Regions from separate parts of the Homo sapiens genome. Here all the other regions are linked to region 4. Evidence: chromatin contacts called from ENCODE Hi-C or POLR2A ChIA-PET data. All regions are on one chromosome and are shown on one strand. The core of a region is the stretch at or near the end of the contact, and the rest is flanking DNA. Distances in the headings are between cores, read along the strand shown. Region 1 holds the start of PPFIBP1 (PPFIB scaffold protein 1). Region 2 holds the start of MRPS35-DT (MRPS35 divergent transcript). Region 3 holds the start of CCDC91 (coiled-coil domain containing 91). Region 4 holds the start of ETFRF1 (electron transfer flavoprotein regulatory factor 1). Region 5 holds the start of ETNK1 (ethanolamine kinase 1).

Region 1 (2,700 bases), core at 37-2,536, 2.3 Mb after region 4:
ATGGCGGAAACCCCGTCTCTACTGAAAATACAAAAATCAGCCGGGTGTGGTGGTGGGCGCCTGTAGTCTCAGCTACTCGGAGGCTGAGGCAGTAGAATCACTTGAACCCAGGAGAAGGAGGTTGCAGTGAGCCAGATCATGCCACTGCACTCCAGCCTGGGTGGCAGAGTGACCTGTTTAAAAAAAGAAGAAAAAAAAGAGAAAGTTATTAATTCACTATATTTTTAGAAGATGGTGGGTTATATGCTACCTATATCTCATACAAATAAAGCTGCTTTTCACCATTCAGGTCTGCCTGTAAGCAGCATCTGCCTTGAAAGAACCATTTTCTGAGAATCTTTTTCTTCTGTCAGCCAAGGGGATTATACCGCATGATATCTGTCAAGGATAAACGTTAGTTAATTCTTAATTGAGAGCTCAGCCACTACAATTGGTTCCATTCTACAGTAATTATTCTCATGTGGTTTGTGGAACTCAATTGTGAGGTCCCTCCTTCCTCCACCCTTTTCAGTGTGTGCATTGAAACAGCAGCCTTAAGGTCTTTAAACGGGGAAATACATTTTTCTTGCTTCAGAGATTCAATTTTACTTGCCCGAGAAGCTTGTGTGGTGTGATTTTCATCGCTAAAAGCAACAGCAGCCACATGGCTGACAACACCACCACTTAACAATTCAAAGCTCGGTCACCGTTTTCAGGAGTCTCTTCCAAATCTTTCTGAAGTGCTTTTGAAGTTCTACATTCCCCGTCTAAGGGAACACCCAGCAGTCCCAGGATAAAAGGGCAGAAGGGTGAGCTGACGTTTTCCTTTATTTGCATGGCTTAAAGCTAGCCATTTTCTACACCACGCGCCGCCGGGCTTGTACATGCCCGTGTGCCTGTGACACCGAGGCAATTGTTTCTCCTTAAAAAGGGGGTTCGCGTGGGTTAGTTTCGTTTCTGATCTGGAATCTCAGTAACTACAACAAGAAAAGTTTAAAACTCGACCCGCCAGGTTCTTCCCCATCGGATTATCTCCGTTCCTTAGAGATAGCAGGAAGGGCAGCATTTTCTTCCATCCACCCACTTCCAGCCCTAGTCTGGCTCAGCGAGGAATGCATAAAATTAGTGGACTCCTCTGAGTGACGTTCCCCGGCTCCAATCAGCGGGCGCGCAGGCGCCCCCGGCCCCGCCCCACTGCTGACTCTCTTTGGCTGATTCCTGCAGGGAGGGAGGAGAGAAGGGCGGCAGTGGGAGGGGGAGGTACCTGGAACTGGGAGTGATGTCAGCTCCCAGCTCGGTGCCTGCCCGGATTCCTGACATGGTGTAGTGCAGGCAGGGTGGGGAAAGGACGGGGAAGGACTCGTGTGCTGCGAGCTGGCGGCCGGGCCGGAGTGCTGGGGCTTTGAACTCCGAGAGGAGGTGGACCAGAACTTTTGGAACTAGTGCCGGCGGCTCTCCACCCCCCAGGTAAGGGCGTTTTGCTCCACTCCCAGACGGGAGGGAAGTGGCACCGTTGTGTGGCTGCAGCTGGCTGTTGCAGCTGCTCCTCCTCTTCCCCGGGTCGATTTCCTTGTGCAACTCACTCCTGTTTCCCAATGGGAACGGGCACTTTTTGGGGGTGGTGGGGGTGGAGGGGTAGGGCTTAACTCCTGGGGCTTGGACCGAGCTTGTACGTGAAGAATACTCCAGGATTGGACGTTTAGGTCTTGTCTGTATCCTTAGACCCCCACACCCTAGGCTCCCGGTAATACCTGAGAACCCCAACCAGAGGGGCGTGTGTGTCTCTCTGTCTGTGTGTATTGAGGCATTTAAAAATGCCACAAAAAATTATGGATCATCGACTCAAAAATTATGCTCGTTGAAAAGAAAAAAAAAGTTTTGTATTTTTTTGTCTCCTTGTGGCCTATTATATATTAAAAGAATATCAATGTTAGTCTTATATATCAATGTAAAATATCCTTTTGTGTAATCCAGTCAGGATGTGAGAAATTCACTTGGGGTGTTTATTAATTATGAGCTTGCGGGAAAACTCGTCTCTTGGGGGCACACTTCTAAAACTGCAACTAGTATTCACTCATTTTAACCGAGAAATCCCTTCAGCTGCCAGCTTTATATCTGGAGAGGTTAGGATGGCTGCTGAGAATCTTCAGATCTGTTTCCTGTGGCTGCTTGAGGGGCGAGCTGGTAGTTGTGTTTTCAGGGATCTTTTTTAGAGAAGGGAGTTTTAACAGGGAAACGCGGTGGAAGGCGTGGCATATAAACTCTTAATTATAGGGACGTGAAGTTTTCAACATGTGGGACCAAAACAAATCCTTGCTTTCAGTAAGAACTGCGGAGAGCAATAGAAAAAGAACTTGATTTCAAAGTCCAAGTTTGGTATTTTGAGAAAGCAATTGCGGGAGGAAAAAGATACTTTTAAGAAGTGAAAGAATAGAATTCTGATTTTTGTTTATTTCCTATTTCAAACCCTGTCTTTTTCCTATGTGGAGATTTTGTGTGCCCAGGTCACTAACTGGGTGTGATTGACTTTCTCGAGGGGGCGGGGAAATTGACTCCATACACCGATTCAGGACCCTCTCATCAGTGCTTTAAGGCTCTCTTTTGGAGCAGGAAGGAAAAAAAAAAAAAAAAAAAAAAAGTAAGCGCTGAGACTCCTGAGTCAAGTTTCCCCTTTCCTTCACCGAAGTTCCTCCTCAGCAGTGAGGATCCTACTGTTGCCAG
Region 2 (2,700 bases), core at 185-2,684, 2.5 Mb after region 4:
GACAAAATAGGGAAATAGGCCAGACCCATGCCTGTAATCCCGACATTTTGGGAGGCCAAGGCAGGAGGATCACATGAAGCCAAGAGTTTGGGACCAGCCTGGACAACATAGCAAGACCCCCAACTCTACAAAAAACTTAAAAATAGAAAAAATAGGCCAGGTGCAGTAGCTCACGCCTGTAGTCCTATCACTTTTTTGGGAGGCCAAGGCAGGAGGATCGCTTGAACCCAAGAGTTTGAGACCAGCCCTGGCAACACTGTGAGACCTCATCTCTGGAAAAACAATTTTTTTTTTAATTAGCTGGGTGTGGTGGTGCGTGCCTGTAGCCTCAGCTACTTGAAAGGCTGAGGTAGGAGGATCACTTGAGCCTGGGAGGTCAAGGCTGCAGTGGGCCATGGTCCTGCTACCACATTCCAGCCTAGCAACAGAGCAAGACTCTGTCTCAAAAATAATAATAATTAATTAATTAATTAAAATAATTTTTAAAATAAAGAGAAAATAGAGAATTTATTTTATTTTATTTTATTTTTGAGGCGGAGTTTTGCTTTTATTGCCCAGGCTGGAGTGCAATGGCGCGATCTCGGCTCATCGCAACCTCTGCCTCCCGGGTTCATGCGATTCTTCTCTCGAGTAGCTGGGATTACAGGCATGTGCCACCACACCCGGCTAATTTTGTATTTTTAGTAGAGACCAGGTTTCTCCATGTTGGTCAGGCTGGTCCCAAACTCCTGACCTCAGGTGATCCACCCGCCTCGGGATCCCAAAGTGCTGGGATTACAGGCGCGAGCCACCGCGTCCGGCCGAGAATTGTTTTATTAAGGCTTGTATGTTAATTCATCCTACCGTAGAAAATTTAAGAGTGTTCATTAAAAGTTTATTTTCTAGGTCCTGATGAGTTCTGACTTTCTGTAATTCTAAGCTGATCTAACAACAAGCTAACCATATATAGCTAAAAGTTATAGGCTACGTACACGCGGTGTTCACTGTATGCCAACGCTGTACACAAATATTTGTCTATGCTAACTTGTCTGAGATCATACATCCCAGAAGTGGTGAAGTCAAGTTTGAAACCCAAGCACTCTGGCTCGGGATACTGCTTCTCTCCCCTTAGCGCATATTACTGGCATTAGTTGAAGACTTCTTTAATCCAAGTAAATGTAGAAAAGCAACAATTATAAATAACAAGAGTCCCTCGGGTAGACCGCCTGACTCTCGGATCAACTGAGGTTCCACCCAGAGCACGCCCGCCTTCAGTGAGCCGCAACCCCTATCCCTACGGTCTTTATCTGCAATTCTCTACGAACTGATTCACTCGATTTTTAAGGATTTTTTTTGTTTTCTTTTCATTACTTCTTTCAGTTTGGGGGAATCTTCCTGCACATTTGACTCGGCTCTGAGTGCGCAGACCAACGTGTTTCCTCTTTCTCCAGCCTAGGGCGGTGCCAGCCCAGGGAGCCTGCGCTTAGCGGCCCCAGGCCCGCCCCTGACACTGAACGCCGCTTGTCCCCTCCGGCTTGCCGTCCTCGCAGCCATGGCGGCCGCCGCGCTCCCAGCATGGCTGTCTCTGCAGTCGAGGGCAAGGACTCTGCGTGCATTCTCCACTGCCGTCTACTCGGCCACTCCGGTCCCGACACCTAGCCTGCGTGAGTGTCTGTCTCGTCTTCTCTGGGCTTTGGGGGAGGTGCAAGAGCGGAATACCGGCCTCATGAAGGGTGCCGCGGTGGCTGAGCCAGCGCCGCCCGGGGGAGGCCAGTGCGTCCGCTGCCAGGCCCGTCTGGTAGGAAAACCATGGACGTGGGTCTGTGCTCTGCACCCGCGTTGCCCGGCTTCTAGCCGCCTGTTTCTGCCCTGGGTGCTCTGGGAGTTTGCTCAGAAAGCTTACATCCCCCTTCCCCGTGACCTGCTCCTGTGTTGCCCCCGTCCACAGCCCCTGGCACAGGTTACTGGTGCTGTGTTGTTTATCGGGCATCGGCGCTGTTGAACCATGGATTTCCCCAAACATTAAGAGAGTCATACGGCTGTGCTAGGACAAATTGCTGCTCTGAATTCCAGGCCACCAAATGGGCGGCCTTCATTCAACAGGCGTTGATGACCTCCATTTAACAGAGATTGTAGGGATGCTTGATAGCGTGCTTACCCCGGAGGACTCTAGTGGAAAATACAGATTTATTAGCGGAGAAGTGCTATGTAGGGTGAGAGGCGCTGTGATAGAAGTGTGGCTAGAATGACGGGAGCGTTGAGGAGGAGCTGGCGTGAGTCTAATCAATAGGCGGATCCTACCTGTGCTACTTCCTGTTATATCTCTAATTTACTCTCCTCATACTACCAACTATCTAGTTCAGGTGACCATCTCATTTCTACAAGTTTTTTTTCCGTTTCCTGTTTCCCCTCTTGCTCTCCTACATTGAATTCTCAAAACAGCCAAATGAGGTTTTCAAAATTTAGATCTTGTCTTGCTGCTCTCATGTTCAAGATCTACAAATGGTTTCCCATTGTTTTCAGATAAACTATAAATACATTAATCCTTCATACTGGCTCTTCATAGGTCTAATAATTGTCTATTTTTAAATTTTCATTCTTAAATTCTTGGAATACTTAACTCCTATTGTATACCATGCAGTGTTCTAGACACTCACCGGAGATACGGCAAGGTGGGGAAGTCAATAGTATAAACAACCAAACAACTAAATAAGATGTCAG
Region 3 (2,700 bases), core at 30-2,529, 3.0 Mb after region 4:
AAAGCATTACATTTCTTACAATAGAAATGTTTTTTGTATGCATAAAGAAGGGGGTGGGCTGGAAAAAGAATGTAGTCAAGGTGACTTGCTCAATACTGAAACTGCTCATTAACTACTTAGGCCAGCACTTATGGCAGACTTGTCAGGATGCCTTGCTAATATTTTCCACTTCCAGTACAGAACAGAGATTACAGGTTTAAGCCAATTTTGTTCAACAGATGAGAAACCCAGTGTCCAAGGATGAAAGAATACTTGTTATACAAGGAATGTGAATATTCCAGAGATTTATGCTCAAAGTCCCCAGGTTAGTGTCTTTCTTTCTCACTAGACTGTAAGCTTCTTGAAGACAAATATCTTGAGTGTTACCTTGCTCACTCTTGAATTGTCAAAACTTGGCCCAGGACTAGGTATGTGGTATACAATCAATAAAAATTTGTTGAATGAATGTTCTTCAAAATCCTTCCATGGCAAAAACAGAAGAAACATTCACGAGTGGACTGCTAGTTGACTGTTTCTCTCATCGCTATTGACAGTCTGAAATGGACAAAGACATCTATATAATCATTCCTTCCTTTCAAATAAATAATCTGTGAATTACGCTATTCTTTTCCTATTGCTTCAGGACAAGCTATTTGACAGAAAGCTTTTAAGAAAGGCTTTGCAAGAAAACTCTGCAACAGAGATGGCACGTATGAATTGCTGTGATCTGGAGTTGAAGACAAGAACAAAAGTAACTCTAGAGCAGAATTCTTTGACCAAAGTCATCTTACTGGTTGGCGGAGGCTCTCAGTCTACTTGCATCCGGTGCTTGAGAGTTCAGACAGGCAAAGATGAGAGGTAGCATCTAGTCAACATCCATTTCTTGAGCACTTACTACATGTCAGCCACTTTGCTTAGTCCCCGGTTTTACTGTGCTCTGCTAGGAAGTGGTGAAGAGATTCGGCGGGATCTTCTTAGGACCAATCCTACAAAGTTCCAGATGGAACTCATTTTGATTTGGGGGACGGTTTACTTGCAGGGATTAGGTGGAGAAACAGGGCCTGCTACTCAAGAGGAATGAGAAACTGTAACTAACAGGAGGTAGACTGGGAAGGAGCATGGCAAAGTCACCCCTTTTCACAGGGCAACGCTCCAAAGACCACGCTCAAGCTGGGGTGGCAGGGCTCTGAACATGGGGCCCCGACCCGGGCCTCGGCCTGGGGCCACGTGACGCGCGTGTTTACGTTGAGTGACGGGCGCTGTGTTGGGCGGGCCTTGGCGGAAATCAACTTCCGGGGGCAGAGGTGTTCGAAGCCGGGTGGTGCGTGGGCTACCCCAACCTGTGTGGCTGGGCCGCGGTCTCCCCTCAAGGGCCTGGGGCCGTGCCTCGGGTGTACGCGTAGGGGTCTGTGTGCTGGGGGTGGCTCACCGGGCAGCGTGGGTGAGCGGCGCAGCGGCGGCAGCGGAGAGCGAGAGAGGGGAGCAGGTAAGTGAACGCTCGCCTTCCGGGGCCTGGGTCTTGGGGTCGGGGCCGCGCGAGGCGAGCGGAGAGCGCCCCACCGGGGGAGGAGCGCGGACGAGCTTCCGCCGCCTGCAGCCCGCCTGCTGCGGCCTCGCCCTTGGCTGTCGCAGCGACCAGGAGTCAGGGGGCGTGACCAACCTCCTGCGGGAACGGAGCCAGCTCCCGGGGGTGGGAGTGCCCACTCGTTCCTGCGCTCGCCGGTGGGTACCGGTATCTGCACGTCCCAGAATCGAGTGTTTTCGAAAGTCTACGCCCACGAACACGTGATTATTGTGTCACCGAAGCGCCTACCGAACGGAGACCTTGATTCTTGCTTAGATTACACAGAACGCGCCTGGTTTATGTATCCCCTTTTACTTTGCCAAGTACATTGGGGTAAAAGCTCTACAGCGTCTGCCAGCCACATTTCCTTAGAGTTTCTTGGGCCACATGTTGCAATAAAAGTGGCATTTCAGGGTCAAGGCAGGAGCCAGTAACTTTGCCAAGTGGTGAGGTATCCTTCGTCCCCGTTAGCACGCCTCCCTTTCCCAACAATAAAGATATTTTCTCCATCTGCGCGTGTCGCCTACTGCGGAGGAAAGCTTTGGACATGAAACCTATTTTTGGCTTCACTTTAAGGAGTGGAACTCTATTAAAAGCTGCGCTGGTGTTTTTTTGGTAGGATGATGTTGCTGCTGCTACTCTCACTTGCTTCCTTGATGAGAGTTGGGGCAGAGCTCGATTTCCTGGAGGGTAAAGTCTTGGCCACAATTTTAGGTGACTCAGCGGCCCCTTATGAATTCTGACTCTTTCCTTCCCTCCCCTCTCAGCTGTGCGGATACTGATGCCACCTTTCTCTCCAAATATTAATCCGGGTGGGAGTTGGATGATGGTTTTTGGAAGCAGTTTGCATGTTGCGTGGTGGAGTTATTGGAGTGGGCTGACATTTTACTTCACAATTTAAGGCAACCCTTCCCCCCCCCACAATATTTAGTTGGGTGGGGTGACAGGGACTGACAACAAATTCGCTGTTGTGTTCCCTGCTGTCGGAGAGTTCTACACTTAATGATCACCTGATTGCCCTCTGCTACAATTTCTATTGCGTTGAGGGGATTGGTTATACTGTCTGTACCTATTAGGTAAATGTAGTAAGGGTCATGCCAGGCAGAGTGCACCTGCATGGTGTTGGCTAACCAGTAAACTGTGTGGTAGAGAATTGC
Region 4 (2,700 bases), core at 159-2,658:
CTTTTTTTTTTGAGACGGAGTCTCGCTCTGTCACCCAGGCTGGAGTGCAGTGGCACAATCTCGGCTCACTGCAACCTCCGCCTCCCAGGTTCAAGCGATTCTCTTGCTTCAGCCCCCTGAGTAGCTGGAATTACAGGTGCGCGCCAACACGCCCGGCTAATTTTTGTATTTTTAGTAGAGACTGGGTTTCACCATGTTGACCAGGCTGGTCTCGAACTCCTGACATCGTGATCTGCCCGCCTCGGCCTCCCAAAGTGCTGGGATTACAGGGGTGAGCCACCGCGCCAGGCCTCCACTCCCTATTTCTTCCCACCATATGTGGAAAACTCGTATTTATACTTTAAAACAGGTTGAAAAGCACCACTCTCCTTCCCTTGTTTCCCCTCACTGAAATTTCATCATTTCCAACTGTGTGTTACCCCATTTTAGATGCTTCAATTGTTACAGTTGTAAAGCTGTATTGTAATTAATTTGTTTAATCTGTATCCTATAAGCAGAGTTGTCGTCATGTTCTTCTTGGTATTCTTGGCTTCTAGCCCAGTGCCAAGTACAAAGAATGCACTCCACATTTTTCCCTTAATTAATGAATTAAATAAGTAATTACATTCTCCACTTCCTCTGGTTTTAATTATAGAAAATGTCTTGATGGAAACCACATTTAAGAAAATCAGAGATACTCTCATAGCTACATGTTGGCCTGTCTCCTTGCTGAAAACATGGCAGTTGAGGAGTGCAGAAAAACAAAATGAGAAGCCTTATCATATTTAACTAATGCAGGATGAGAACCTTGAATCACAAAACAATTCATATTCCCACAAAAGACGACATAAAATATTTTTTCAAAGCAGAGTAAATTGCATTAGCTTTTAATTAACTGCTGGAGAAGTACTAAAACATTTCCGCCAAGTTGCAATAAGAAAATTTAGTGGGAACGTCTATCACTACTGAAAGTTACTAGGTTGGGACCAATTTTCAAGCTTAGCAACATTCGAGATCAGGATACCGTGTGACAGCTTTGACCATCTCCCGTTTGCAGAAACTGGTTTGGGACTCCTACCTGTCCGCCTGGTCCAGGTAAGGAAAGCCATTGCTGAGAAGAGGGCCGACCCACCCCAAGGTATGAGTTATTTCCCAAACCGACCCGCTTCGCTGTAAAATATGACTGGCTCTTGATTACATTATTTAACACTGGTGAAGCAGAATCAGTGGTCGCCCCTCCACCTGTCTGCCTCATTTGCCTTGCTCACCATTAAGAGTCAAGCTCCACTGCAGTAGTCCGCAGAGTCGGAGCAGAAATTGTGTGGACAAACGCTCCCGGGTTGCCCGGACGACAGGCCCCGCCCACTTGAGCTCCAGGAAAAGAGCGCAGCCGCGCGGAGGCTCTTCCGGCCGGCGCCCCGCCCCCTTTACTGACAGGTTGCCCACCTCCCCCAACGCCACCCCGCTTCGCAGTAGACGGACAGAGGAGTCGTAGCGGTCGAGGCTTTTGCGGCTCCGGCGTGCCGGAAAGTGCGTGAGTGCCGCCGCCGGGGAGTTTTGTTCCATTTCCCGGATCCTGGGGTCTGGAGGCGAAATATGCTCTGGGCGAGGACCACCGGGTGTGGGAAGAGGGTTCTGAGCGTCTCCTGACGTTGACGGTTTATTTCCTAGAGTGTGTTGGGTCTTTCTGTGAGGGTTTCGAGAAGGAAACAGGCATGCGACTGGTTCATGCAGCGGACACCCGGTGGGAGGCCTGGGCCTCTGCGGTTTAATCCAGCAGGGGGATGGGGCTCATTCCGCAATTTAAAGAGAGAAATAAGTTGGCTCCAGAGGGTTGGTTATTTTAAGATTAATGACCTTCGGATTCTTCTTTCTGCTCTATTGTTTACTTTCTGTGCAGCGTACGCGTCCTTTTTCCTAAGAGCGCCCTAAACAAGAATTGAAAATGAAGCAATTCCTGGCTAAAATATTCCTTAACATGAAGATCGCTGAGGCCCCAAAGACTCATTAGTTTCCCGAGGTCACAGACTAATTTTACTAACCACACAACCTTTAGAATTTCAGTCTCCTCCCACATGAAGAAACGCCGGCACCTTACACCGACAGGAAAACTACAATTAAGTGAGGCTGTTCTCCTCAAGCCCGACTGAGTTCTCTGTAATTGTAGGGCATACCTACACCCTGTTTTAGCATTATGAGACCTGAAATACTTTTAAATTACTGGCACCATTTCTCATCTCTGAATTATAAGTTTATAATGCTCTATCCCTTCCAGTGTTATTGACTACATGCATTATTCATAGATAAGTAGTAGGACTAAGCTAGTCTTTGTGGGTTAAAGTGTTATTATCCCTATTGTAACCTGTAACTATTATAGGTTGTGTAATAGTTATTAGCATTTTACATCCATATCCTGGTAGCAAGATAAAAACATTTTAATAGCGACTTCGTACAGAGTTCTTACTCAGTTTACCATAGCTGTTTGATATGAAAGTTAAGGCTTCCTTTTAAATTAGTTTCAGTAAAACTAATGTTTAATGATAAAACACCTCAGTCAACTCAAGTTAGGATTCATCGGGGTAAGGAGATAGTTCAGTAATCCCAAGTTACCTTAAAATAGTGGGCTTTTAGAGGAAAGGCTTTACTGAAGCTCTCACTGTATCTACCCCATGGGGAACAATGATTAACAACTTTGGCCACCACATAACCCCCAGTAAAATG
Region 5 (2,700 bases), core at 73-2,572, 2.6 Mb before region 4:
CAGGAGTTCGAGACCAGCCTGGCCAACATGGTGAAACCCATCTCTACTAAAGATACAAAAATTTGCTGGGCGTGGTGGCACGCGCCGGTAATCCCAGCTACTCGAGAGGCTGAAGCAGGAGAATCCCTTAAACCCGGGAGGCGGAGGTTGCAGTGGGCCAAGATCGCGCCATTGCACTCCAGCCTGGGCGACAGAGTGAGGCTCCGTCTCAAAAACAAAACAAAAAAAAACAGAAACAAAAAACAAACAAAAAAACCACTAAATTTGAAAAATGTTAAATCAACTTCTTTGCTGTATTATAAAGCTCCATTTCCACCCCTCTTTTTAGTTTAGGAAGTTTACCGTTATCGGTGAAGTAATTATTTTGTTAATTACAAAGGTAAGTAGGTTCTTTCTGAACAATCAGGATGTAAACTTAATGCTAGTGAAGTAATTAAACATTTTGAATGTTAATTAAACTCAGTCCAGTTAAGGGTTTTATTTACTACTAACAAACGTATTCACCGTGTGCTAAGTGCTGCAGGGAATCCCAGCCCGTTTTCCTCCATCTAAAAGGAAAATTAGGAGGTCCCAATACTTTACTTGTAGATTTTCCAGTTTCTACCATTCCCTGTAAGGCACTGAGACGCAAGATTTCAAGGCCCACTCGGGGTACCCTGGCATGGACATCGAGTCGTTCTAGCGCTGAGCTTCAAAACTATTCCTTTCCTTCCCTTTCTTCTTCATACCAGACTCTAATCTGTTCTCCCTAGCTTCGAATTATTCACTGTATGGTCGAACATCTTACTCCACAAATAACCTCTGAAGTGTTGCAGTTGTCTTACCCAAATACCTGAACTCAGCTTGTCCCGAGTACTGCGATCCCGCGTACTGCTAATGGGAATATAGTTAACCCAACTAGTATGAGGTCCCCAGTACACAGCAGCTCCAAGATCAAGGCGACCGAGTAACACTGCTTGCCTAGACTCAGGCCAAGTTCGGAGAGTGATCCTGGGGTTATTTTAGAACGTGTCCCTTGCTTCCCAGAAAAATTCAGTCGTTAACTCAAGTCCAGATGCCCAATGACCATTCGGATAAGGTGAGCTAAAGCTTCAATGCCTTGAGGGGCTTGGCAGGGCTCGGGCTCATCCCGGAGAAGCAGCCCCGCTTTCCAGACTAGCAGTTCCCAGGGATGGGTGTGTGCTAATCGCAGGCCAACAAGCCCAGCGCGGTACAGAGGTCCCATTGTGACCGGAGGCGAGAAACCCCGCCTCGGCACCCTGACGCAGCGCAGGACCCGCCCCGCGCGTGACGCCAGCGTCAGGCCAGCCCCGGCATGCTCTGCGGCCGCCCGCGGTCCAGCTCCGACAACAGGAATTTTCTCCGAGAGCGGGCCGGGCTCAGTTCAGCTGCTGTCCAGACCCGGATCGGCAACAGTGCCGCCTCCAGACGTTCTCCTGCCGCTCGCCCGCCCGTCCCAGCGCCCCCAGCCCTCCCGCGAGGGCGCCCCGGGACGGAAGGATCCACCAGTCTGTCGGCGCCCGCCGTTCTCGTGGTCGCCGTCGCCGTCGTCGTGGTGGTAGTCTCCGCCGTCGCCTGGGCCATGGCCAATTACATCCACGTCCCTCCCGGCTCCCCGGAGGTGCCCAAGCTGAACGTCACCGTTCAGGATCAGGAGGAGCATCGCTGCCGGGAGGGGGCCCTGAGCCTCCTGCAACACCTGCGGCCTCACTGGGACCCCCAGGAGGTGACCCTGCAGGTAACGCCCACACCTCAGCTCTGGGTCTCTTATGCCCCTCACGCGGCTCTGGGGGTCCTCACCACAATCGCCTCTGTCCCACGATGACCGAGGAGGACCTAGGGCAACATCTCCTTAAGTCTATTGGGAAGTGACCCTGTATTTCCCCTCACACCTAGGAGGGTCACTCCCCCTTCCCGTCGCAGTTGCTCTTTGAGATTGACCTGAGGCACATTTTCTCTTTCTAGAAGCCGCTGCGTAAGTGACGGACCCATCCACGGGGGGAGATTCCTGCTGATAGTTGCCCCTCCTCCCACTCCCCAGTCCACGGTCACTGCAAAATGAACCTTTCCACTCCCCTTGCACGGGGTCCTCGTCTACCTCCTCCCCTCCCACCAGTAATGCAGTCATTAATCCTCTCTGATCTTTCCTTCCTCTCCCCTCCCCCTGCGATGTGCTTTCATTGATGCCTCACACTGCGTTTTGTCTTCCCAAACCCTAGCGTACTCAATTCCCAAAGTAATGACCACGACCATGCATCGCTAGGTCGGTTCTTAGGCAGCACCACACACATTGTTTTGTTTGAGTCGATATTTCTGAATTATTAAAGTCGTCTTACTGAAATTAATACCTGATACTAGAAGGAGCAGTGGCTTGTGACTGTTTCCTTTTCATGAGACACCGTGTTGATAGAGAAAAAATTGGGAGGAAAAAAATCCCTGAGACTCTAGGAGTTTTCTAATAAGTTGGAAGTTATGATTTCCACTACGTGATTTTTTTTGAATACTAATCTGTTTTTAGCTTTAGTTTCAGGAACTAGATACAAAAATAGATCTCTTTTTCTCCTTTTCCCTTGCAAACAAAAAAAAACAGTAATTTTCAAGATTGGGATATTTGGGATTTGTTCTAAATCTGAGCAATAATGTAAGAACATTCATTTGAATTAGCCAAATCATCTGCCTCGTTTTGATGACTAATTTATT

Evidence for each region. Hi-C counts contacts between places; a loop is a spot of excess contacts on that map. ChIA-PET counts read pairs that join two places held with the same protein, here RNA polymerase II (POLR2A). Pooled maps may share reads with other maps.
Region 1: a map of CD8-positive, alpha-beta T cell shows a loop between it and region 4 (5-fold over the local background). The contact joins the promoter of PPFIBP1 here to the promoter of ETFRF1 in region 4. A Hi-C loop is called at or near these places in 2 of 168 maps with a recorded cell type or tissue (CD8-positive, alpha-beta T cell and naive thymus-derived CD4-positive, alpha-beta T cell) and 5 of 50 pooled maps.
Region 2: a loop to region 4 is called in a map of CD8-positive, alpha-beta T cell, with 14 times the contacts of the local background. The contact joins the promoter of MRPS35-DT here to the promoter of ETFRF1 in region 4. A Hi-C loop is called at or near these places in 1 of 168 maps with a recorded cell type or tissue (CD8-positive, alpha-beta T cell) and 5 of 50 pooled maps. POLR2A ChIA-PET finds 5 or more read pairs at or near these places in 1 of 52 experiments (K562).
Region 3: a loop to region 4 is called in a pooled map, with 15 times the contacts of the local background. The contact joins the promoter of CCDC91 here to the promoter of ETFRF1 in region 4. A Hi-C loop is called at or near these places in 9 of 50 pooled maps.
Region 5: a pooled map shows a loop between it and region 4 (8-fold over the local background). The contact joins the promoter of ETNK1 here to the promoter of ETFRF1 in region 4. A Hi-C loop is called at or near these places in 8 of 50 pooled maps.

The regions. Positions count from the first base shown.
Region 1 is chr12:27,522,920-27,525,619 of GRCh38, forward strand. PPFIBP1 (PPFIB scaffold protein 1) reads left to right here and starts at 1,287. Exons shown (of 30, transcript NM_003622.4): 1 at 1,287-1,446. RefSeq lists enhancers at 104-705, 603-1,062, 1,309-1,909.
Region 2 is chr12:27,709,313-27,712,012 of GRCh38, forward strand. MRPS35-DT (MRPS35 divergent transcript) reads right to left here and starts at 1,435. Exons shown (of 5, transcript XR_001749448.2): 1 at 1,351-1,435. MRPS35 (mitochondrial ribosomal protein S35) reads left to right here and starts at 1,520. Exons shown (of 8, transcript NM_021821.4): 1 at 1,520-1,643. The coding sequence starts at 1,532. RefSeq lists enhancers at 951-1,030, 1,061-1,140, 1,151-1,940.
Region 3 is chr12:28,189,177-28,191,876 of GRCh38, forward strand. It overlaps CCDC91 (coiled-coil domain containing 91), which reads left to right and starts at 1,280. Exons shown (of 13, transcript NM_018318.5): 1 at 1,280-1,465. It overlaps LOC729291 (a long non-coding RNA gene), which reads right to left and starts at 1,562. Exons shown (of 1, transcript NR_148936.1): 1 at 1-1,562. RefSeq lists silencers at 1,247-1,296, 1,327-1,756, 2,440-2,700.
Region 4 is chr12:25,193,829-25,196,528 of GRCh38, forward strand. It overlaps ETFRF1 (electron transfer flavoprotein regulatory factor 1), which reads left to right and starts at 1,409. Exons shown (of 3, transcript NM_001001660.3): 1 at 1,409-1,509. It overlaps DNAI7 (dynein axonemal intermediate chain 7), which reads right to left and starts at 1,332. Exons shown (of 16, transcript NM_018272.5): 1 at 1,248-1,332. The coding sequence starts at 1,250. RefSeq lists an enhancer at 1,650-1,769.
Region 5 is chr12:22,623,849-22,626,548 of GRCh38, forward strand. ETNK1 (ethanolamine kinase 1) reads left to right here and starts at 1,323. Exons shown (of 8, transcript NM_018638.5): 1 at 1,323-1,738. The coding sequence starts at 1,583. ETNK1-DT (ETNK1 divergent transcript) reads right to left here and starts at 1,198. Exons shown (of 4, transcript NR_135030.1): 1 at 825-1,198. RefSeq lists enhancers at 968-1,037, 1,568-1,737, 1,757-2,446.